Regions from separate parts of the Homo sapiens genome. Here regions 2, 3, 4, 5 and 6 are each linked to region 1. A link is a contact called in ENCODE Hi-C or POLR2A ChIA-PET data. All regions are on one chromosome and are shown on one strand. The core of a region is the stretch at or near the end of the contact, and the rest is flanking DNA. Distances in the headings are between cores, read along the strand shown.

Evidence for each region. A loop is a pair of places that touch in the nucleus more often than their neighbours do. ChIA-PET counts read pairs that join two places held with the same protein, here RNA polymerase II (POLR2A). Pooled maps may share reads with other maps.
Region 2: a loop to region 1 is called in a pooled map, with 6 times the contacts of the local background. The contact joins two enhancer-like sites. A Hi-C loop is called at or near these places in 4 of 37 single-sample maps with no recorded cell type and 4 of 50 pooled maps.
Region 3: a loop to region 1 is called in a pooled map, with 4 times the contacts of the local background. The contact joins two enhancer-like sites. A Hi-C loop is called at or near these places in 2 of 37 single-sample maps with no recorded cell type and 3 of 50 pooled maps. POLR2A ChIA-PET finds 5 or more read pairs at or near these places in 1 of 52 experiments (activated T-cell).
Region 4: a loop to region 1 is called in a pooled map, with 5 times the contacts of the local background. The contact joins two enhancer-like sites. A Hi-C loop is called at or near these places in 3 of 37 single-sample maps with no recorded cell type and 2 of 50 pooled maps.
Region 5: a loop to region 1 is called in a pooled map, with 9 times the contacts of the local background. The contact joins two enhancer-like sites. A Hi-C loop is called at or near these places in 11 of 37 single-sample maps with no recorded cell type and 8 of 50 pooled maps.
Region 6: a map with no recorded cell type shows a loop between it and region 1 (11-fold over the local background). The contact joins two enhancer-like sites. A Hi-C loop is called at or near these places in 8 of 37 single-sample maps with no recorded cell type and 4 of 50 pooled maps. POLR2A ChIA-PET finds 5 or more read pairs at or near these places in 1 of 52 experiments (OCI-LY7).

What each region holds. Positions count from the first base shown.
Region 1 is chr6:15,899,614-15,903,483 of GRCh38, forward strand. No RefSeq gene overlaps it. Among named protein-coding and RNA genes, the nearest start is that of LINC02543, 93 kb to the right of the region's middle. RefSeq lists enhancers at 1,697-1,786, 1,967-2,246, 2,747-2,806. Within about 2 kb of position 1,963, at least 4 of the 41 ENCODE cell types and tissues checked have a DNase peak (open chromatin) inside an H3K27ac peak, as active enhancers do; they include OCI-LY7, where a contact is called at or near this core.
Region 2 is chr6:16,590,067-16,593,936 of GRCh38, forward strand. All of the region lies in intron 3 of ATXN1 (ataxin 1), which reads right to left. Among named protein-coding and RNA genes, the nearest start is that of ATXN1-AS1, 170 kb to the right of the region's middle. Within about 2 kb of position 1,930, at least 4 of the 41 ENCODE cell types and tissues checked have a DNase peak (open chromatin) inside an H3K27ac peak, as active enhancers do.
Region 3 is chr6:16,503,869-16,507,738 of GRCh38, forward strand. The region is part of intron 5 of ATXN1 (ataxin 1); the gene reads right to left. Among named protein-coding and RNA genes, the nearest start is that of ATXN1-AS1, 260 kb to the right of the region's middle. Within about 2 kb of position 2,232, at least 4 of the 41 ENCODE cell types and tissues checked have a DNase peak (open chromatin) inside an H3K27ac peak, as active enhancers do.
Region 4 is chr6:15,297,929-15,301,798 of GRCh38, forward strand. The region is part of intron 1 of JARID2 (jumonji and AT-rich interaction domain containing 2); the gene reads left to right. Among named protein-coding and RNA genes, the nearest start is that of JARID2-AS1, 51 kb to the left of the region's middle. Within about 2 kb of position 1,708, at least 10 of the 41 ENCODE cell types and tissues checked have a DNase peak (open chromatin) inside an H3K27ac peak, as active enhancers do.
Region 5 is chr6:16,471,052-16,474,921 of GRCh38, forward strand. All of the region lies in intron 6 of ATXN1 (ataxin 1), which reads right to left. Among named protein-coding and RNA genes, the nearest start is that of GMPR, 230 kb to the left of the region's middle. RefSeq lists an enhancer at 2,125-2,204. Within about 2 kb of position 2,245, at least 3 of the 41 ENCODE cell types and tissues checked have a DNase peak (open chromatin) inside an H3K27ac peak, as active enhancers do.
Region 6 is chr6:16,419,569-16,423,438 of GRCh38, forward strand. All of the region lies in intron 6 of ATXN1 (ataxin 1), which reads right to left. Among named protein-coding and RNA genes, the nearest start is that of GMPR, 180 kb to the left of the region's middle. RefSeq lists an enhancer at 1,636-1,685. Within about 2 kb of position 1,648, at least 9 of the 41 ENCODE cell types and tissues checked have a DNase peak (open chromatin) inside an H3K27ac peak, as active enhancers do; they include OCI-LY7, where a contact is called at or near this core.

The DNA.
Region 1 (3,870 bases), core at 713-3,212:
GCATATTCCTGTGGTCCCAGCTACTTGGGAGGCTGAGGCATGAGAATCTCTTGAACCTAGGAGGTGGAGGCTGCAGTGAGCCAAAATCACACTACTGCATTCCAGCCTGGGTGACAGAGCAAGATTCTGTCTTAAAAACAAAACAAAACAAAACAAACAAACAAAAAAACCGAGCAAACAAAAATTTGCCAGGGGCTTTTGAAAGAGATATTCTCCCTCTTCTTCATCTGCTCATCTTCCTCACCATACCAAAGGATTACAGCAGCTGCAGTTTCAAAAAGAACATCAGGATACATGACCTGACCATTCAGTGGGAAGAATTTAATTTCCAAACACTTCTAGAAAATTCCAGTGATATGATCAGGCATTTGATTTCTGCTTAGAGGACCAAGAATGTAAGCTAAGACTATTTAGTATAGATACATTGGATGTATGGAAGTTTTATGGGATGGTCTATAAATCCAGCCTCCATACATGTTGTGAAACCCTAATAGCCAACTCACATCTGGATTTTAGCAATATAACCCATTGCTATGACAACTATTAATTATATCATGTTGTGCCCCAACTCAGTGCACTGGAGTACTCTCCAAAGGGAAACACATTTACATGAATCAATTTATCTTTCATCTCATATCAAAGAAGCCAATCAGATTATTTTTGCCCAGCGGATCTATTATTAAAGGAACAATTTTGTCTTTAAGTCCCTACTTATTGATGAACAGAATTCATCTTATTTATAATACCAGTATGAAAGGCAAGGTCTTCTGCAGATTAAAGAAAGCTAGTTACTTCAGCAGTACACTTCAGACGTGTACATGCACAGGCCAGCAGTCACTATTTTTCCAGAGTCCTCTCCACATGGAAAGGTTAGAAAAAAGGAAATCCCAATTGCACTCTCAATTAAACAGCCACTGAGTGCTCCAAAGTATGGTTTTTAGCAATGTACTTTATTTTTATTTTTATTTTTGGAGATGGAGTCTTGCTCTGCTGCCCAGGCTAGAGTGCAGTGGTGCAATCTCAGCTCACAGCAACCTCCGCCTCCCGAGGTCAAGCTATTCTTCTGCCTCAGCCTCCTGAGTAGCTGGGATTACAGGCGCCCGCCACCGTGCCTGGCTAAGTTTTTTTGTATTTTTAGTAGAGATGGGGTTTCACCATCTTGGCCAGGCTGGTCTTGAACTCCTGACCTCGTGATTACAGGCGTGAGCCCAGCCAACAATGGATGTTTTTGACTCTAGGTCTCTTGCACGCAACATCTCAAGCTTTCCAGCAGTGGTAGTGTTACCAGTGGTGGAATTCACACAAATCTGCAGCAAACTCGATCCTTGTCTCCTTGGAGGAAAAAATTCTGCTGAGGGGCAGACACAGGTTTAAAGCAAAGGGAAAGACTGAGGCAAGTTTTAGAGCAGGGATGAGAGTTTATTAAAATGTTTTAGAGCAGAAGCAAAAGGAAGCAAAGTACATATGGAAAAAGGCCAAGCTGGCAACTTGAGAGGCCAACCGCCCCATTCAGCCTTTGACTTGGGGATTTATACATTGGCATGATTTTGGGGCTTTCTTTTCTCCTCCCTTGATCCTTCCCTTGGGGCGGGCTGTTGCTCAACCACCACATGCACAGTGTTGCTCAGCACTTGGGAGGGTGACTGCGTGCATAGTTTATTTTACTGCAGTTGCGCGCATGCTCTCTAGGGGCAATTTTCCTTTACCGGTCGACTGTTCCCAGGTGAAGGTCATATACCTGCCACTTTGCCTCTTAGTGTGCATGCTTGGGCCTGCTTGTCCAACCCCTGAACTCTTATTGAGAAGCTGCTGATCACCAGCTCCAGGTATTTTCTATCTACTGGGAGCCTGTCTTTGCCTGGTGCCGGCTGTGACCAATTATCATTTCAGAGAGAGTTTAACAACCGCCTGATCATCACCTGATGGTCACCTGACACTCCTGGGGGTGCCCTCTCCTGCCCTGCTCATATCTGCCTATCTACTCTAACAGTAGAAACATTCTAACACACACTTTATAGTTTTCACGTGGCAGCTAACTTTGTACAGGCATTGCAAATTCAGATGGGAAGAGCTCCACCTATGATTTTTGTCTGAGACTTTAAGGTTAGTAAAGAAGGTCAGACGTTTCTCCTCCCCTGGGACTCCCATGAGCTCAAAACCTCAAAGATGTTTCACCAAAATGACAGGCAATGTTATTTTGGTTAGAGATATGCTTCTTCAAGGAGAAGTGAAAGCATCTCAGCTTCAGGAGTGATATGACTGTGTGCCCTTGAGCACGTTTCATGGCATGGAAATGAAGAGACCACTCCCTTCAAGGCAGTGAGTCATAGCTCCGTTGGGGTCCATGTTGCTCCTAAGAATCCTTTCAAAGCTGGGCATGGTGGCTCATGCCTGTAATCCCAACAATTTGGGAGGGTGAGGCAAGAGATGTACTCGAGCCCAGGAATTTAAGACCAGCTTGGGCATATTAGTGAGTCCCCATTTCTCCAAGAACTAAAAAATTAGCCAGACATGGTGGCACCCCCCTGTAGTCGTAGCTACTCAAGACACTGAGTGGGAGGATTGCTTGAGCCCAGGAAGTTGAGGCTGCAGTGAGCTATGATTGTGCCACTGCACTCCAGCCTGGGTAGCAGAGCGAGACCCTGGCTAAAATAAAATAAAACAAAAAAAAACTTACTTGTGTTGGGTGCCTTTTGTGCTGTCCACTCAGGTGACATCCACCCTGGCCTCCTCTTCCTTGGCAGTCCTAACCATAGCACTCAGCACTTTAGCCTGTAAGGGATGTTAGTGGAGTGTCCACAGCTAAACCAGAACCTACTTGGGAGTGGAGACTGTGAGCTGTCCCTTTTGTCTCTCATAGCTCCTATAATTCCAGTGACTGGCCAGTGTGGTGTCTCATGCCTGTAATCCCAGAACTTTGGGAGGCCGAGGTGGGCGGATCACCTGAGGTCAGGAGTTCAAGACCACCCTGGCCAAAATGGTGAAAACCCGTCTGTACTAAAAATGCAAAAATTAGCTGGGCATGGTGGTGGGTGCCTGTAGTCCCAGCTACTTGGGAGGCTAAGGCAGGAGAATAGCTTGAACCCGGGAGGCAGAGATTGTAGTTAGCCAAGATGGTGCCACTGCACTCCAGCCTGGGCAAAAAGAGCAAGACTCTGTCTCAAAAAATAATAATTCTAGTGGCTGATGAAGATGAAGAAGAAAGATGATGATGATGACAGGTTAGCAGCAATAGCAGCTAACATTTTGGACTACCAAAGCTGATGCTGAACTGTTTTCACTGGATTTCTCATTTCATCCTCACAAGAATGCTTTGTGGTACAGATAAAGAGGCTGAGACTAAGAGAGGTTAAACGGCTTCTTAAGGTTGCCGTAGGGTTGAATAGTCTCTCCCCAGTATTCATTTCTACTCAGAACCTGTGAATGTGACCTTATTTGGAAATAGGATCTTTATTAAGTTTAAGATGAAGTCATACTAGATTAGGTTGAGCCCTAAAGTCAATAATTGGTGTCCTTAGAAAAAGAGGAAAATGTGGACACAGACACAGAGGATGCACACAGGTTAGGAGGCCATGTGAAGACAGAGGCAGAGGTTGGAGTGATGCTGCCACAAGCCAGGGAATGCCAGGGATTGCTGGCAACCACCAGGAGCTAGAAGAAAGACATGAAGCAGATCCTTTCTCTAAACCTCCGGAAAGAACCAACCCCAATGACACCTTGATTCTGGCCTTCTAACCTCCAGAACTGTTAGAGAATACATTTCTGTTGTCTTAAGCCACACAGTTTGTGGTAACTTGTTACAGCAGCCCTAGCTGATGGATATAGTAGTTTCACAGATACTTGGTTGAATAAACTGACTTGGGTGGTGTA
Region 2 (3,870 bases), core at 680-3,179, 690 kb after region 1:
ACTGTAAGCTATTTCTTTTGCTAAAAAAAAAATTAGAGATGCATATTCATCCACTTCTGTTAATTACTGGACAGAGTAATGTGACTTCATAAATAAATACTAAGGATTTGACTAATGAATATGCCATAAAATGTCTGAATTAATAGCAAGCACATTTCATATGTGGTCTATTAGATGCTATTCTAATTTAGAATTGCAGAAATTTAATGAAATAGACTGCAAACAGGAAAATACAGGCAAGACTATTTTGCAATGCACTTTGGAAAAAAAATAAGAATGAATTGTTTACAAATGCTACCAGTACATAGTTGAACAGAATGAACTGGTAATAGTTATTTTACGAAGCAAACTCATAATTCTGCCCTATGTTGCTTTTCTCTTGCATATTGGCCAAATTTAAATAATGCATATTAGAGTTTTATATATTAAGTCCTACTGAAATATAAAGTACTATCATTATTGCATTTTGAGATTTCTATTCTCAATTCACATTTATCACTGATAAAAGATAAAACCCCAAAGCAAATCATTTTTCTGATTGAGGCTTTTCCTCAGAGATACTAGAGTTGTAGGGGAAGTATAAAAATACTAAATTCATAACATTCTTTTTTTTTTTTCTTTGAGACAAGTTCTCACTCTGTTTCCCAGGTTGGAGTGCAGTGGTGTGATGACAGCTCACTTCAGCCTCAACCTCTCGGGCTCAGGTGGTCCTCTCACCTCAGCCTCCTGGGTAGCTGGGACTACAGGCACACGCCACCATGCCTGGCTAATTTTTTAATTTTTTTTTTTTTTTGAAACATAGTTTCACTCCTGTTGCCCAGGCTGGAGTGCAATGGCGCAATCTCCACTCACCATAACCTCCGCCTTCCAGGTTCAAGCAATTATCCTGCCTCAGCCTCCTGAGTAGCTGGGATTACAGGCATGCACCACCACGTCCAGCTAATTTTGTATTTTTAGTAGAGATGGGGTTTCTCCATGTTGGCCAGGATGGTCTCGACCAGCATGTGGTCTCCCAAAGTGCTGTGATTACAGGCGTGAGCCACTGCGCCCAACTATTTTTTTAATTTTTTAGTAGAGACAGGGTCTTGCTATGTCGCCCAGGCTGGACTCAAACTACTGGTCTCCAGCAATCTTCCCACCTAGGCCTCCCAAAGAACTGGGACTACAGGTGTGAGCCACAGTGCCCAGCTGTAACCTATTCATTTACCATGAGACTATTAAACTCCTTTTAAATTGAATTATAATTCTATTCCATGGCCACAGCTATTGACCAGTTTACCCTAAGTATATGGTTCTTTGCAACATAATTAAAATGAGAAGGTAGAATAGACAAAACCAAAAAAGTCTTAATTTGATCATTTTTATTTAAATTTACTATTAATTTCATTACCATGATGCTTATGTTTGCGTCATAACATCTGATGGAATCTTAGTAATATAAGGCAAAATTCTTTGTTCATTATGCTGGTCCTTCAATCAGGGATGTCCTCATTCATTCAAGCATTGCTCTTCCTTTAAGATTCAGCTCGATGTCACTTCCTTTGTGACATGCTCCCATACATATTGTATTTTCCCTGCCGTGTAATGATCTGTCTCCCTTTCTAGACTATGAGCTCCTTAGGGGCCCCAGCGAGGTCTCTGTATTTTTCATAACAAACTGCACAATTCTTTGCACAGAATATACTCTCAGTAAACACTGGTTTGATGTGTGGGTGAATACACACACTTTGATACTCTTATGACTATGGTGAAAAGGCCACTAATTGTGATTTCAACTTAAAGGTTAAAGCCAAAAAAAATCCATTTTTTAGTGAAATGAAACTCTTAGCGTTTTCACTTCCAGATGCATCAGCATTACATAAAAGATGTTGAAACTATTTTAAAAAATAGTCATGCTGCGCATTTTCCTGTCTGAGAATTAGACTGAAAATACCAAATTCCCCAGGGGCCCCTGGGTGTTCTAAAGACAAATGTTCAGTTAGCTATTGATTCCATGCACTCATTTAATGGAAATCCGGAGTAAGACTCAACCTCCCCACCACCAGCCTGTCACTCATTATTCTGCTCAGCTGTTTCAGAATAAGCGACGACTCCCGGGAGAGCTCTGCCCCCCTCCCAGTACTGGCCAGCACTTCAGTGATGATGAATCCGAGCAGCAGAGAATTTCAGTACTCAAAGCAGCAGAACATCAGTCCCAACTTACATTTTCCACTTCCATTGTCATTCTTATTCCTATATGGGCTTATTTCTCACATATCCACCTTTGATTTTTCAAGATCGAACCTTTGAAAAGGTGAGGGCCTGGCTGCCTAACATATTACATCATCACGCATATGCCGGACTCCTGCCTCACTCAGAAGACCACGTGTTGCTCAGAAAAGAAAGGTGGGCACCAAAAGAACAGGTTTCTCATAATATCCTACCCAGGCCCACAGTTAGACGTATTAGTCACTGTTGGGACAATGAATATGGGTTTTCCAAGAGGTGATCAAGCCTTTACTTGATGGATTTTCTTTTCTCCACGCCCCAAGATTTTCTAGGCTTTTGGTAGGAAGCACTATACAGAAAGCACCCACGTCTCCTAGCTGATTCTGTGTCTGGAGTTGGTTCCTTCTGGTGGGTTCGTGGTCTCGCTGACTTCAAGAATGGAGCCGCTAACCTTTGCGGTGACTGTTACAGCTCTTAAAGATGGCACAGACCCAAAAGACTGAACAGCAGCAAGATTTATCATAAAGAGTGAAAGAACAAAGCTTCCACAGCTGGAAAAGAATCTGAGCAGGTTGCACTGGTGGCTGGTGCGGGTGGGGGTGGGGGGTTGGGGGGGGCAGCTTTTATTCCATTATTTTTCCCGTCCATGTCCTGTTTCTGTCCTATCAGAACGCCCTTTTCTCAATCCTCCCCATGATTGGTTACTTTTAGAACCCTGCTGATTGGTCCATTTTACAAAGTACTGATTGGTGCATTTTACAAATCTCTTGCTAGCTACAGAGCACTGACTGGTGCATTTTTACAGAGCACTGATTGGTGCATTTTACAAACCTCTTGCTAGCTACAGAGCACTGACTGCTGCATTTTATAATACCCTTGGAAGACAGAAAAGTTCTCCAAGTCCCCACTCGACCCAGGAAGTCCAGCTGGCTTCACCTCTCAATTCCACTCAGTAGTTACTGTCAGCCTCCCCCTAAAACCTCCACCACTCAAGGAGCGACACTGTCAGAAGCAGACCTTCTAATTACTCCTGTGTGATCTCAAGCCCCCTCCCTGGGGACTATGGAAAGAGAATGTTAGGAAATAGAGATGGAAAAAACAAGCCATAATTCTGACATGCTATCACTTTAAAAATATTTCTATCATGCAATGTTTGTAACCCACAAAAGAATGCACTAACATGTACGTAACCTGTGAAGCATAAGAATAAAATGAACAGGCATACACCGACCACCCTATTTGAGAACTAGACATTTAGGGGTATTTTGATCCATCTACCTATTTGCTATTTCCCTAAGCCATCCTCCTGCCTTCTCTCCAGGGGTAACCACTATCTTAAATTTTCTATCTATCACTCTCTAAAATACATAGTTTAATTGTGCTTGATTTTAAACTTTATAATACTATCATACTGTATATAGTCTTTTGTGACTAGTTTTTTTCACACAATATTGTTTCTAAGATTTAGCCATGTTGTTACAGGTAGCTACTATAGTTCCTTCATATTCACTGCTGTATAATATTCCATTCTGTGAAGCAAAAAATTATATATATGTATGTATGTACGTGTATATGTGTGTGTGCATATATATATATATATATATATAAAGGTTCTCAATAGACTAATATATATATATATTAGTCTGGAGAGATAGAAGCTAA
Region 3 (3,870 bases), core at 982-3,481, 600 kb after region 1:
TTAACTATACAGTCAGTGGCATTAAGTACGTTCACAATGATGCACAACCATTACCACCATCCACCCCCCAAACTCTTCATTTTGCAAAACTGAAACTTTTTAACATACGTACATTTAAAAAATTCTTAAAAATGTAATTGAATGATCTAGGGTGTGGGGTACCCAGGTTCTTCACTTCCCCCTTGCCCCCACCTGCTATATATCTTGTGCCTTTCAGCCCCACTTAGGGCATCTTTAGCAAGAAATGTGGTAAATGTGGTTGAGACATGTGGTCAATGAAACTCCTGCCTACTAGCTTAGCTACTAGCTAGCAGTTTGGGCTGCTCAAAATGAATTTCCTGGATAATTTTCCTAAGCCCTCACTGACTCCTACTCGCATGTATTGCTAGGAGCCAGCTTTCACTCCTGGGACTGGTTTGGGCTTCCAGAAAGCATGCCTTGTAAAGAACAGGGCCTGTGTGTCAAACAGCCTGTATACAACACACATAGCTTATATATGACAACCATGTGATTTTTGTCATTTTAACATTTCTGAACTCAGGACTTATTTTATATATGATTGGTACATAAAAGAGTGGTAGCACCCCCACCCCCAGAAACTAATCATTTAATCTACAGTGCATATTATCATCAGTGACACTACAGAAATCAAAGAAAACTGGTATCTATTTCATATTTGCACAGAATCGTTTTTAATTTTAAATGTTTTTCATATAATGATCACATTGCCAATCTCACACTTGGAGAAGCAAAAAGCAAAGAAGGAAAAGGACTTGAAAAGGGTGACAAGTCACTCAGGTGAATGGGATGAGGCCAGGAGGTGACCAGGCCTGGATCTGACGTGAACTGCTCCCCACAAAGACCTCTCCACGGCGCTCAGCCTCAGACTCCCCTCATGTGTAAAATAACACAGGGGAAATGAAAATTAAACCAGTGTTAAGCTGTTCCTGACGTGCTTCCTGCACCAACATTCAACCAGCTCTCTGACCTTCTTACGAGGCTCAGGAGTCCTCCTGGGGGAAAGAGCTGCAACACCTGCTATTCTACTTTGCATGGTTGGTTCAGGCTCTAGAAAATAGCAAGAGCCCACCTCCTCCTCCTCCTGCAATCAGCTCTCCTGTTTCCTTTTTTTTTTTTTTTTTAGCTTTAGCTCTACTTCTATTTTCCAACTGGGATCATGGCTACTGCCTTCTACTACTCAGCAGCTAATTACACACACCCTCCGAGGAACGTAGGCCACTGAGTGAGGGGCCCAAACTCAGCTGGACACAATCCCTGCTTATCCCTCTCAGCTGTGGTCAGCTGGACACCTAGGCACACATGGGGAAGCCACTCAGTCCTTGCCTGAAAGAAGAAAACATACCGGCAGCCCAAATCTCAACCTTCTTCACTAACAGGCAAGCTTACCATGTGTTGAATTTAACCAGCCAGCACCAAACCATCAGACTTTCTGTTACTCAGAAATAAGTAAACAGTATGAAAAAGGTCCCTTATTAGGTGGGCTCAGGGTGCTGGTATCAGGACTATTTTTGCATATTCTATCATTAGGTCAGGCTGACATCCCAAACCTTAAAAAGTTAATAAGGGAAAGAACGCATAAACGCATATAAGCTTTATATGGAAGGTTAAGTGCACTGGCAGCCTACTAAAATAGAAAGTTAAATACAGCAATGAGATTTTGAAATTTCCCCTTGCAATAAAAAAGAAGGGGCCTTAATAGGAACACAAGCCAGGCTTGCTGGAAAAGCAGTCTTTGTTCCTTAAAACAACCTGCAATTGACTACTTATGGAGGACTTAAATTTCCGGAAATATTGTACCATCACTGACCCGTGTACACGGTTATGAGGCTCCGATAACAATAGCACTCTCAGGGAGAACCGACAGTTTAACGAAAGCAAATTAGGGTCTCAGTAATAAGATGACTGAGAACATAAACTACTATGCGTCTATCTTTTAAACACTTAAGTAATTTTAGTGTTGCTTCACTTGCCAGAGTAAATGAGTTATAAAAACCTCTGCTTTCTCATAAAAGCCTCCATATACCCAACGAATGGCGAATGATGTTACAATAAGCAGCACGTGTCCCATTTCCTCCCATAAGGAATAATCCTCTTTTTGTGATTCTCCTTTTCACTTCATCTGGAGGGCAGTGTCTTCCCTCCTAGAAGAGAGGCCCAGGCTGAGAGCATCATGGTTTTGGCAGGGAACTCAGAAAATCTTGGCATCAGGGCTTACTATAAGCTGAGTTAAACAGGAATGGAAGATCATTGGAAGCCCTGGAAAAATAGAAAATATTTCTAGGGTAGCACAGAAGTTTGGCCTTTTCGCTGGTGATTTATTTCCATTTGTTCACATGATGTGACTCATCATTTGGGTGACATGGAGCAGGCAGCATCGTTTCAAGTTCATCATTTTATTAAGCAATGAGTCAAATGAAGAAAGTGGTTTAAGGGAAATGGTCATTTTCTAATGATTTTTCTCTAGTATGATTTTATTTAATAGTTTTACATAAGCAAAGCTGATGTCTCCTCTGACCTCCCCCTTTTAAAATTTCCAGAAAATAAGACATTCTGATGGAGATCAGGCCACAAGACAGTAGTTCAGAAAAGGGTAATTTTTGTTTTAATTTTTCTCCTCACTCCCTATGTAATTGGTGGCCAGGATATTGAAATTCTCTGGAAAACACAGAATCCATTTACATGATGAATTCAATGATATATTATAATGTCTTGTTCAGAAGTGTTAGGAGAATTGATGAGTTAATGTTGGTAAATCACTCTGCAATTCCCAGGTCAAAGATGTGAAATGAACATTATCATTATTTGTTTCAGTGGAGGCTCACTGGCAAAATGTGGTCTAGTGGGCCTGATTAGGAAACAAAAGCTTATAACTTTGCAGCAAGAGGGGAAAACATTTTTTCAGTACTACCTTTTACCTAATTCTCTTCTACCCTAAGGGAGTAAAGGGCATGCCAATGATTATTGATAACATCATTCAACGCCATGTAATGAGTTGACACCACTGAAATAAACCAAAGGATGTAGGGATGTATGTACAGCTGGATGGATGAATGGACAGATGGATGGATGGACAGACAAATGGCCGGTGACCAAAATACATATACTCCTCCGTGTTATATATTAAGGCTGCTTTTTTAGAACACTGTCCTTCTTACCCAAATTATCACTGTAGAAGCAGATCATCATGCTTTAAGCCTTAGAATATGATGGATTTCAATTACTGCATCATATCTGTGAGATTTTTGGTTAGGAACTTTTAATATGAATTTGTCCAATTTTTTCAGTAATGCAAAACTTTTTGGTTTAATATCTGTTGTTATTCCTACCCTTGTCAGCCAAACTCATAAAATAAAGATTTTCTAATATATGGTATTTAGAAATTCTCTGCACTATAGAAGGTGTTTGAAGTTAATGAATAAATAAATGGATAAATAGATGGGTAAGTGGCATCATCCAGCCACAGCACTGCAATGTCCGAAGGAACTCTGAAACGTTCCTCATGCCTCTAGGAAAGACTGACCTTTGAATACGCCAGACAAGTATTTTTCTTAGCAAACATTTATGAGCAATGGGCTCAATCACTATATTAGTGTTTAAGGGCTTTTCCTGTATAGAAGCTCTTTCTTTGACTGAAGTCTCCAAAGCCAAATTTACAATTATTATGTATGCCTGAATAAAAGGTAATATAATATAAGGTAATTTTTCTCCAAAGAAAGCCCTCAGAAAAGCCTAAGTACCCTTAATTTTTGAGTTCTTACAAAGTTTATTGTATCTATTGGTCTCTTAAATAAAGTAGTCTTTATGGAAGACATATTACCTTAAAACTACCTTGATAAATGCTAGTTTGGC
Region 4 (3,870 bases), core at 458-2,957, 600 kb before region 1:
GACTGGGAAACTACAACATTCTTAATGCCCTCTTATATTTATTCAATGAAATCTATGCACAAGTAGATCTAAGACAATTGAGTCAGGTTTAAAATGTAGTATGTTTTCCTTTCCTCTTCTTAGGAGCTCTTTAGCAGAAACATAGTAGCCAAGACATTTTAGGGAGCTTACCCAACTTTTTCTTGATATGTAGCAATAGAAAATGGTGTAATCAGAATGCAGTCAAAATTGCATTTGAATTGTAGTTTAAGTCATTTCTTTTTATTTGATTAATTTGCTTTATTAAGTATCTTCTGGATTCCGCTCTCCTATGCTTGCAAAATAGTAAAAGAGAACAAATTAGAAAGAGAAGAAAATATTTTCGCGAGAAATGACTGCTAGTTTTCATTAGCAGTTGTTAGTGCAATGACAGTTCTGATAAGGTTCCCAAGAGCACTCATTGCTACAGTGAGAACTCAGAATTCCATGGGTATCTTTTCGGGCTCGGTGGTTCACGCCTGTAATCCCAGCACTTTGGGAGGCAGAGGCGGATGGATTATCTGAGGTCAGGAGACCAGCCTGGCCAACATGGTGAAACCCCGCCTCTAGGAAAAATACAAAAATTAGCTGGGTGTGGTGGTGCATGCCTCTAGTCCCAGCTACCCGGGAGGCTGAGGCAGGAGAATTGCTTGAACCCAGGAGGCAGAGGTTGCAGTGAGCTGAGATCATGCCACTGCATTCCAGCCTGGGCAACAGAGTGAGACTCCATCTCAAAAAAAAAAAAAAAGAAAAAATTTCCTTGAGTTTCTTATGTTTTGTTAACTTTCTGTTATTTGTACGGTTGAAACCTCAGAGGATTAGGATAATTGCCTTTTCCAGTTTCCCTGAGCTGCTGAAAATAAACTTTCATATTTTTACTCTCCATACTCAGTATAGTTTACATCTTTAAAAGTGAACATTTATACATGTATTACTTACAAAAACACTCCCTTCTCTCAGTAAAGACCCAAATCAATCCACTAGCAAACTAGAACAAGAGAAGTTAGTGCTGGGTATCCTTAAATGTGTTCTGAGAATGATTTTATTTGCGGGGGTGGGGGGCGGGTGGAGCAGAGAGGATGCTTTGGTGGTGAAATAATTTTGGGGTGCTTGGGTTCTAAGAGGATCATGGTGTACACGAACACATCTGAAGGAAAGAAACCTGGCTATCTGTACCCGACATTTGTCAAACTTCACTGACCCGTGAGCCTTAATTTTGAATACAACCCCTTGGACATAGGGTTCTCTGGAGCCTCCTTTGAGAAGGACCAAAGTCTTGTAAAGAACGTTGAGTGTAGTTTTTGTCCCTGCTGCCACCACCTAATTTGTAAGGATGAGGGCATCAGTAGGTAGCTTGTAATCTTCATTGGGTTCTCAAATTTTAGGTGTGTGTACAACAGAGGTGTGTTTGGTAGAGGAAGGGATGACTGGGATCATGAGTTAAGGTCTTGCATACTGAGGTGGTGGGGCAGTTTCAGAGGGAACCAAAACATTTGTTGAGTCCCAGCTTTTCATCAGGACTCCTGTGCTTTGTGTCAGAAATAGATGCCATCCCTTTTTCTGTAGGAAGGAATTTATAGTTTGGAGAAGGTAGAGTTGGATTTGGAACCTCAGTTGGCCTGCGTTGAGAACTGCTGGTTTCCTGCTCAGTTAGGCCAGTTAGGGGGAAATAAGAAGACTGCCAAAACCTGTGGCTTGTGTCTCAGTTCCCTTTCTCCAGCCACTGCACCAGAGTTTGGGCGCCACACAGATGGTTCTCAGTGGCAGTTCGCAGAGCGGTCCTCATTTGGCCGGAAGCTACTCAGGCAGCCTCTGTTTCCTCACTTCAGCGGGGTGGGCTTGGGTGTGGGTGAAAGAGATAAGATATTTAGCAGTGAGTCATTTTTTTCTGGTAGTTTGACCTGGTTGCTTTGAGGATGATTGCTTCATCCTTTCTCGTACTTTACCCACTGTCCCTTAGGAAAATGGGGGTCCTGTCCGGCCAGTGTTGTTGGTATCTCAGGCCCTGTGGATGTGGGATTCTGCATATCTCTTGAACTGCCTGTTTCCTCCCAACCTCCAAAAGGTTATAATGTCCCCATTCTTCTATGAGTGACCAACATGGAATGCCATGTATGCTCAAAATATGATTTCTCATTGGCCCAGTGTTTGTAAGAAGAAACCTCTGATTTAGGGTGTGCTTCTTTATCTCCTGCATTTGGGGTTGGGATAGGCAGAAATCTGTTGGAAAAATTTTCCGCAGTGAAGGTTGGATGGGTGTTCTGTCCTGTTTTTAATTCTTTGACCACAGGACCTTTTCTCTTGTAAACACTTAAAAACCTCTAAGGCTAATGAGCAAAGCCTGGTGTGATGTATATTTTAAGGAAAGGTGTATAACAATACATGTGTACAAGGAGGGAAGCGGAGAAGGGCATGGGAGTAGAAGGGATCATTCCCCTGCAATTGGATAAGTGACATTTAAGCTGCATTCCATGTAAGCTTTTGGGCCTGGAAACCTTCCCCTCCCATCTTCCTGAGATACTGTGCTTGTTGTGAGCTCATTCAGAGTAATAAACTGTACCCGTAATTCATGAGCTTGCAAGGCCTTCTTTAACCGCTTGCAGCCAGGAGACTAATGACAACATTTAAAATTATAGATTGCTCATTTTGGAGTCTATCTGTTTCGAGTTATGAATGAAATTTCTTAGCCACTTACTGGACAGTAGAACCTGTTTGCAAAGACCCAGTGTCCTCATGTTGTGTGTGTGTGTGTGTGTGTGTGTGTGTGTGTGTGTGTGAGAGAGAGAGAGAGAGAGAGAGAGAGACAGAGAGGAGGGGTGGAGAAAGGGAGCAAGCAGTCCCCCCTTTATGTATGATTCTTAGAGGTGTTACAGGATGCAGTAACCATGAGGACTCTGGTGTTGCACAGAAGTTGAATTCTTACTTGGAAAGTTTAGGTCTGGGACGGAAGGGTGACAGAAAAAGGTTAAGGTTACCCACACTCTATCAGTGGTAGTTATCAATGAGTGACTGTTGGTAGACAGCAAGCAAATGATACTGGGGTAAGAAGGTTCTGGATATGAAAGAACTAGGTAAGATTGCAAATGTAGTCTCTCTATAAACCAGATACTCAAAAGCAAATGTTTAAAGCAGCGTATAAGTAACTGGGTTGTCCATAACTATTTCAGAAATGGCTACAATTACTCAAATCCCAGGTCTTTAAAAATTCCAAAGGAACAGCAAGGGCCACATAAAGAGGAAAATCTGCAAAATGGTAGGGTGGTACCTGAGTTAGCAAATGGGAACTTGAGCTCTTCTTTACTATAAAATTTTTTTCTTTTTTCACAGAGTGCCGAGAGTATTAGCAGACCTTTAATGCATTTGGAAGTGACACCATATTAATCATGTGGATTTCACTTTCTGTCATGAGTTCTATACATTTTGGCTTGAAATCAGTCATCAGTGTGATATTCAGAGGTTTACTACATCTCATTCATACCTTTATTTTTTTTCTAGCCCTCTCACCCGGGTTTCATCTGAGTGACTAGAAGTGGCGTTTATTTATTGACTGTGGAGGTTAACTTACACTGATGGATGATTGCAGTCCATTTTCCACTAAGCGAGTATTACATGAAATGAGTATTGTTGACCACATTTTATTTTCTCTTGTGGAATTAACTCAATAGTCTGTAAGTCCTTAAAAGTAGTTTTTGTGGGGTAAGTCTCTTCCTTTTCCCATAGTGATTTGATAGGAAGACTGAGTGAAAAACAATAGTTGTCTTGTATATTTGAAACGTGAGGAAAATTATGTGGATACTCAAGCATTAAATTCAAATCAGTAAATGGGGCTGCCCTCTTTGGTATGTTGGTAAA
Region 5 (3,870 bases), core at 995-3,494, 570 kb after region 1:
AGGAACCACTGGAAACAAACTGCGCCTACTTTGAAATTTCCCCCACAGCACAGATGACCTTTTGCCACAAGTTTTCATACAAGCTTTGCTTTCTCATTCCAATAATCTCCCTGCTATCTGAAAGACTTCTGGCAATTAAAACACACACACACACACACACACACACACACAATTCAAAACTTGAAAAGGGCTTCATCAGAAGATGAACAGGTCTTCTGCGAAATAATTCCCAACCATCACAATGTAAGTTAATCACAGGAAGTAATTTTGAATTTTCAGTGTCATCCTGAAACTGAACTATGGTTAGTAATTTGAGATTGAGATGAACGAAGTAAATGGAGATGCCTTAGAGCTCGGCATTCCTGAGTTTGCTGCAATGAGTAGTTAAGTTTGAAGAATCTAGATATGTGAATGATGTAATAGATAAGGCAGACAGATTGGATCAGAGGGGTTTTAATATTAAGATAAGTGACAATGATAGCTCACAGTCATGACCTTATGCCTATATCATAGAGTGACACTAGACAGCCAGTGAAATGCAAAGCAGCCATGTGCCCTGGATTAGATTCGCACCTCTCTGTAGCTGGGCAGCTTTCAGTAGAGCATGTCAGGAGTGTGCGTATGTGTGCATGCATGCGTGTGTGTGTGTGTGTGTGTGTGAGACAGAAAGAGAGAGAGTCTGTCATTGTAATATACAGGGAGTTTACATAAGAGAAGGTTGGAAGAGCAACAACAATTTGAATTAAGGTAGCCTATTTTTCTTTATAAGACACTCGGAATACCTAACAGGCCTTAACTTCATCAATCTCCGCACCATCTGTCAGACCTTAGGTTACAGTGACCACCCCCATGCATTAATCAAGAAGAGGCAACCAAGTGTGTAGCTTTGAGAAAAGTTCTGCTCTTTCAGACTTGACTGTATTATTAAAATTTCTAAAAAGGTAAACAACAGGAGGTGGTTTTAATCACAGTGTTGACTTTGATTGCATACCCATGTCCCTGGCAGCTTAGAATGGTTACAGCGCTTAAGGTAACATACAAAGTGCAGATGAGTAAGAAAAGAACCTGACAAAACTCAGTGAAATAACACGCAGGTGGCAGCATATGCACACCTGCGTCTTCACCCCACTTCCAAAAATAAGAAGATTCTATTTTTTTTTACTGTCTACTCCATACACTCTAGAACAGATTACATACATATTTATAAAGAGAAATGTATTGTTTCAATATTTTATGCAAAACTTCATGTAAGGTCATGTGTTTGTACAGCACAAAACATGGAATTGGGTATCTCTCCAGTCACCTATAAAGCTGAGCTCATCCCTTCTTCTGGCACTTGTTCTATACTGTGTTCTGGAAGCCAGACCAGATTGAACACAGCAAACCATATCTTCCTTTCAGTATAGAATGCAATGAGTCAGTGTTTATGCAATGATCTGCTATTAAAGCAAATAAGCAGAATCAGGAATTCCAAAACATGCCATGTTTTCATTTCCATTTCACATGAGTATAAAGCTCACCAAATTTGGGCACTTTAAATTATGAAGTCTCCTATCACACACTTCTTTATCAGTCCTCCACATAATTGTTTAACTAAGACTCTGATAAAAATGTCAAAAATGCTTGCCATGGTTCTCAGCAGCAAACAAATGCCTGCAGGCTCCGAGCATGCCCTGGGGTTTTTCAAACCCTCTCCTGTCTTTGAAAATGCATCCCATTCAGTTAGCAGTGCTGGTGATAAGACATGGCACGCAGAGGGTCTAAACCACCACCCCTAAAGGTGCCAGAGCAGAACCCTGCATTGAGTTTAATGCTGACAGAGCACTCCAATCAGTCAGTCTGTTCGAACTCTTTGATTGGAGAAAAGGTCAGAATCTGAGCTACAAAAGTGGCCTGCCTGCCCCTGGAAGATTAGGTCCTGGGTTTTTAGTTTTCCTTCTTGTCTTCCTCTGTTCCCACAATTCCCATTTATTTTCAATTATTTGGTTAGGGAAGGTGTCCCTCAAGGAAAAGAGCATAGGAATGAAGGCTGCCTGCCCTACTTGTAGACTCTTCTGTATGTTCTTTTTTAATGAAAAAAATTAGAAAACTTGGCAAATTATTATCTGCATCGCACACATTTTGATGCTCCCCTCCCTCAATTTTACCTATAAAAGATACCACTTCCAACATTTGAGTTATAACCCCAAGGACTGAAAAATACCCAGCCACTCCGACCCGATATCAGGCAGTTTCAGTGACAACAAACTGGTCCCCAAACGTACCGGTGAAAACCACACGTTCTCACTCTTGGCGACTTGAATTTGGTGAAATGAAACAGTCATTTCTATTTTTGCCTTTTGAAAGAGTTATGCTTAAAGGTGTAGTGAAAAGGTCAGATCTGGAAATTAATGGGTAAGCATGGTCCTATCCGAGGTCAGAGAAGCATTTTGAGAGTGCCCCAGAGCCTTTAGAACACATTGTTTATTTTGAGGTCAAAGGGAAAAACATGTTGGAAGGAAAAGAGTCTTTGGCTGGGTGATGACAATGACAAGAAGACACTTCCAGAGACTGGAATCTCTTTGACTCAGCCCCTTGGTAGGTGTTTATTTAGAACCCAAGGACATTGGAGTCTGGCAGGATCCCACAAAGGAGCGAGGTGAGGAACACTGGTGGAGTTCTCCCACCAGATTCATACGGATATTGCTGATGACCTGAGCCTCTGTCTTTTCTGCTCTACCTTGAAGGGCCTCCAACCTCTTTTCTGGTCACATTGTTCTGAAAGTACACGTCAGCTTTGAGCCACCTCTCAGTCAAGTCCTTCCATCTTCTCCTATGCTATCCCTGGGTCATCTCTTTGGAAACTTCCTGAATTGTCTAGGCTAACGAGTGTTTTTAGGCTTCTACCACCTAACCATGTCTCTACACATCTCATTGATCATGTCAACATCCTGCTTAAACTCTTTCAATGACCACTCCCCTGTCTTCAAGATAAACTCTAAACTCCTCAGCAGAACTTACTGAAAAGACACTTTATGATCTGGCTTTTTCTTCATGAGACTTCACATATGCCTGACTCCAGCCACTCCAAACTACTTGCTGTCTTCCAACATGCCATGTTCTCTCTTACCTTTGAGCTTTGCTCATGTTGTCCTCATGTGACTAGAGCTGGAGTTTCCCCATCCTTTGAACTGAACAAATTAAGTAATTTGCTTTGGTTAAAGGGAAATTAGCAAGCATCTTGAAGCAGAGCTTGAAAAGCACTCATGCACTGGGGCTTGCCCTTTCTTGCTGCTTTTGGGAACCCTTAGCCTGCAAAGTGAAGAAGCTCAGACTAGTCTACTGGAGGATGAGAGGCCACCTGAAGCAGAGACAAGCTGTCCCAGCTGAAGATCACCCATCTCTCAGGCAAACCAGCCTTCTAGTAGCTATGTGAGTGAGACCATGCTGGATTAACCAGTCCCAGCCAAGCTGGCCCAGACTAAAATAGTCCAGGTGACCCACAATCATAAGATTGTGGTCTTGGCCCTTAACTGTTGGGATGGCTTGTTACACAGTATATGCTAACTGATACATCCACTTTGTTTTCTGGTTAACATCTACTCCTCATTCAAGTCTGAGGATGAAAGCTTCCCTGATCCCAGAAGATGCCATGCTGGTCTGCATCCATGGCAACCTGTGGGTACCATTAGGAGAGAGCTGGTCATGGTGTAAAGGAATTGCCTGTTTTCTCATTTCTTTCCCCAGTGACTGAAAGCTCCTTTAACTACTGTAGGTGCCTAGCCTGTAGCATATGTGTGTGCATACACACACACACACACACACACACACACACTCTCTCTCTCTTTCTGTAAATATTTGCTGAAAGAAGATACAAGAATGTAGATATCC
Region 6 (3,870 bases), core at 398-2,897, 520 kb after region 1:
CCTGGCCCTGGGCAGTGCTATTTTCAGAGTGTGTGAGGGCCAGGCTGCACCACATCCCATATTTCCCTTTGAAGAAATCAGCCAACGTAACAAGCAAAGGTGCCAGGGAGGCCTTGAGGGTACCAGTGTACAGGGGACACTGCTACATGTGCATGCTGAGTGGCTGCCCGGGTCTGCCTTTGTGTACTAGGGGAATGTGTGGTGAGGCTGGAGGGGACAGAGCTGGCCACCTGTGAGAAGGACTCTCAGGGCTGCTGTCATCATTTGGCAGAGTCCATCCTTCTACTCCAACCCAACCTCACTCTCAGGGAGGGGACGGATGAGGACCGCTCATCCTATCATCTACAGGGTTTTTAAAGTGTGGGTCCTCATTCTCTGGCCTGGGTGGCCATGATCCGAGGGCATTTTGTTCTGGTGCACAGATACAAAGACTGGGGATGGGGAGGACAGTAATCTTTTATACAAGGACACATGAACCACCACACTGGTGCCTTAGAGAACATAGGCAACGAATACTCTGCTGCAGCATAAGTGATCGAAAGTCACACGTTAATGCAAATTATGTAAATCCTCACTAAATGATTTGAATAGAAAGGAAATCACCATAGCACCACTGTTCTCCATAACGTGAGCTGCAGTGTTCTATGCTGCATTTTACTTCCCCGGTATGAGGGCAGCTAGAGAGATGGTGGGATGACTTTCACTGTCTCTGGGGACCTTCAGACAAATTAGCTATCTTGTGAACAGTCCCAGGATGCCAACTTTCTAAATAAACATCAAAATGCATTTACTGTCTGTATCACTTAAGAGGTTGAGAATGGAGGGGGGAGCCTAACTGCAAACATTTGCGTGTTTTTATTTAACAATAGCTTAGCTATTAGACAATATAGAGTATTAGAAAGACTGTCTTAGAAGACTGAAGAGGTGAAGCTGGTGTTCTGAGTATGTCTACACAGCCTGCATAGAGGCAGATGTATATAAATGATCATGTTACTCTGCCTAAAATGGATAAAACTCGGAACAAAACAATCCACATTTAGTAATACCCTGAAGCTGACTCTAATTTGTATTCACTGTGACAACTCCTTACTTTCAAATCTGAAGTAATTATTAGAAAGTGAGAAAACAGACATTACTTTTGGGAAGCTGGGAGATGGCTTTATAGTCTAAGTTGCCACTAGATAGAATGACCCATAAAAATTACTTGGAAGGCTATTATCTCATAACCGGGGCCTATAAAATCTAACAGTTACAGATTCTCTCTCTCTCTCTCTGTCTCTCTCTCTCGTGTGTATTTTAATTAAAGACTTAAACTGCTAAGAGACAAAACTGAAAACATGTACGTAATCCAATTTTGCATAATGTCTCTGCGGTTTTGTAGTTGATTTTCCCCATCTGACCCTGACTTACATGTGATACACACACATTTACTGGTTTATGGTAGGAAAACTGCTCTGGCTGGGTACTGGCACTCGCCTTTGTGATTCAGGCATGAAACCATGAGGTGCCCAGCTGGAATTCAGAAGAAGTACATTAGGACAGAGGGGCAGCTTTGTATTTATTTATTAGGTTCTTCCAACTTAAGTTGCCAGGGTAGCATGAGCTTTTTAAAAACAGTTGTTTCTGGCCTTCCTGTTTTAGGCTTTTATCTAATAGAGTGTGAGAAGACATGAGTTCACATGCAGCTAAGGATGAGATTATTCAAACTGAAACCAACCCCACATATCAAACCGTGGTGTCATTTTCGTCACTTTAACAGTAGAAAGGACACAGGAAAAAAAAAAGAATGAAATCATTTACTGAACTAACAGTTACATTTGTCCCCTCCTGCCTTGGATAAATAATGACTAATTTTTAAATAACAGATTGGTACAGCTCTGAGATTAGGAGACAGAAAGCATGGAAAGGTCCTCAGACCTTTTAGGTTTGGTGCTTTCCTGTTCCTCTGAATGGGCATTTTTCAAAACCATTTTGAATGTAAAAGGCTGTAGAGTTCAACACTGGGCTTCTTCCTACTTTATGAGGTTATACACAGGTTCAAGGGTGAGGGTAAAGACAAGCAGGTGCAGAGTTTCACACGGGAGGGTGGGGGGGGCGTGAGTGTGCATGCATACATATTTGTGGGAGATGAGCGTGCATGCAAATAGGTGTGCAGAAGTGAGTGCACACAAATGCACATGTGTGGGTGAGTGTGCATACAAGTACATGTGCAGGCGTTGATATGCATACATGTGTGCAGGCGTGAGTGTGTACACAGTGTGCAGGGGCCATGACTGTGCATGTATATGTACACTGCAGGGGCAATATGGAAAAAAACATGGAATACAATGCAGTTTAGCCACGACTGGCAGCCAAGATTGACCTTTAAGCCCATTTCATGGCCACTGCATATGCATTTTTTATTATATGCCAATCCCAGGACCTGGTGCAAAGATAGCCAGTAAGAAGTAAGATCTTCATCTTTTGAAGTATATAAGGGTTTTTTTTTTTATTTGCCTCTGTGCTAAGAAGAATGGCCAAATCATATTCCTCTTCATTCCAAGTTGGAGCAGAACAGCCTTAGGTTGCTGCCAACTGTTATCCTTCGAGAGGGCCACATATTTTGAGGTTTCAGAGACAGTGAGGTAGATTCTGCCTTGAGAAATATCAGACACTCAAGTACTCCGGCGACACACTGAGCAAATGTTTTTGCCAGCAGAAAGATATAGGTGGGTTCACCGTGGCGCAGGTGAGGGAGAGGAAGCTGTGCACAGTAAGCGCACTTTCTCTTCTCCAGACATCCTGGTGCCACAGTAGTTCCCATTCTCTCTCCTCTTCTGTAACTTCTAAGACCTTTGCCTTAAGTGAATGGATCCTCCTAAGACAGCCATAACTGCATTTATTTACGTCCCTGCTCTTTGACTTGAAAAGTTCACCCTTTCTTGGAGAGAGAGACTTGGAAAAGAGAGGCATGAAGGGTCTCAAGCCCTGGCAATTCTGCCTCAGTGAATCCGACTTCTACCTCCACAGTGAAATCTCCCTAGCTAGTTGAGGGGCAGCAGTATTAATTGTTCCTTCCTAAGAGTTGTCAAGCAAATCAACCTGAGAACTGGAATCCACCCAAGACACACCTATGCCTTTTACAATAAAGATTCAGTGAAGAATCCTGCCCTTCACAACAGCCTCCTCAAGTAGGGAAAACGCTACAAAAAATGGATACATGACAACCAGGAACTCCTTCACCCACAGAGAGATGTTTCTTTGATCTGCCTTATCTCTGCCATCTGTTTTCCCAACCTGGGCCAATGTGGTCTAATTTCAGTTCTTTCATATTTTCACAAGTCAGAGGGAAACCAGGAATCTTAAAGGTTTACTACTGAAAAGCACTTTATTTTCAGTAAGGTGCTTTAAAAAATAGAATTGTCATATCTGATCTGATTCAGGTAAGAAATTTCAGAAAGGGAACTCTAGAATTCATTTTTCATAAAGGGACAGTCAGTGGAATAGAGCACCAGGGGTAGGGGGAGTCTTTATAATCACACACCTCTCTCTGAATACATTTCACTTGTTAGCCATCAGGTCTGAAAACTGTAGTGCTGGCTCTGTTCAGTTATTGTTCAAGTGTGATCTCAACGACCCTGAAATTCTTCTTTGTCATTTTGCATCAGGCTGTTTTTCATGATTTCACTTTGTTCCCATCCTCACGGCCTTCTACTACGCAAGGTCTCATGATATAAATGAAGGTTATCTTCTTTTCCTTCCAGTCACTCCTCTTTACAGAAATCTCCTACATAATTGAGATGCTGTCATCAATCAGTCAACCAACCAAGCCCCCTGAACTGGGTCCTTGTGATGTTCCAGGGGTTTAATTACAAGGAATGCTAGCTCCTA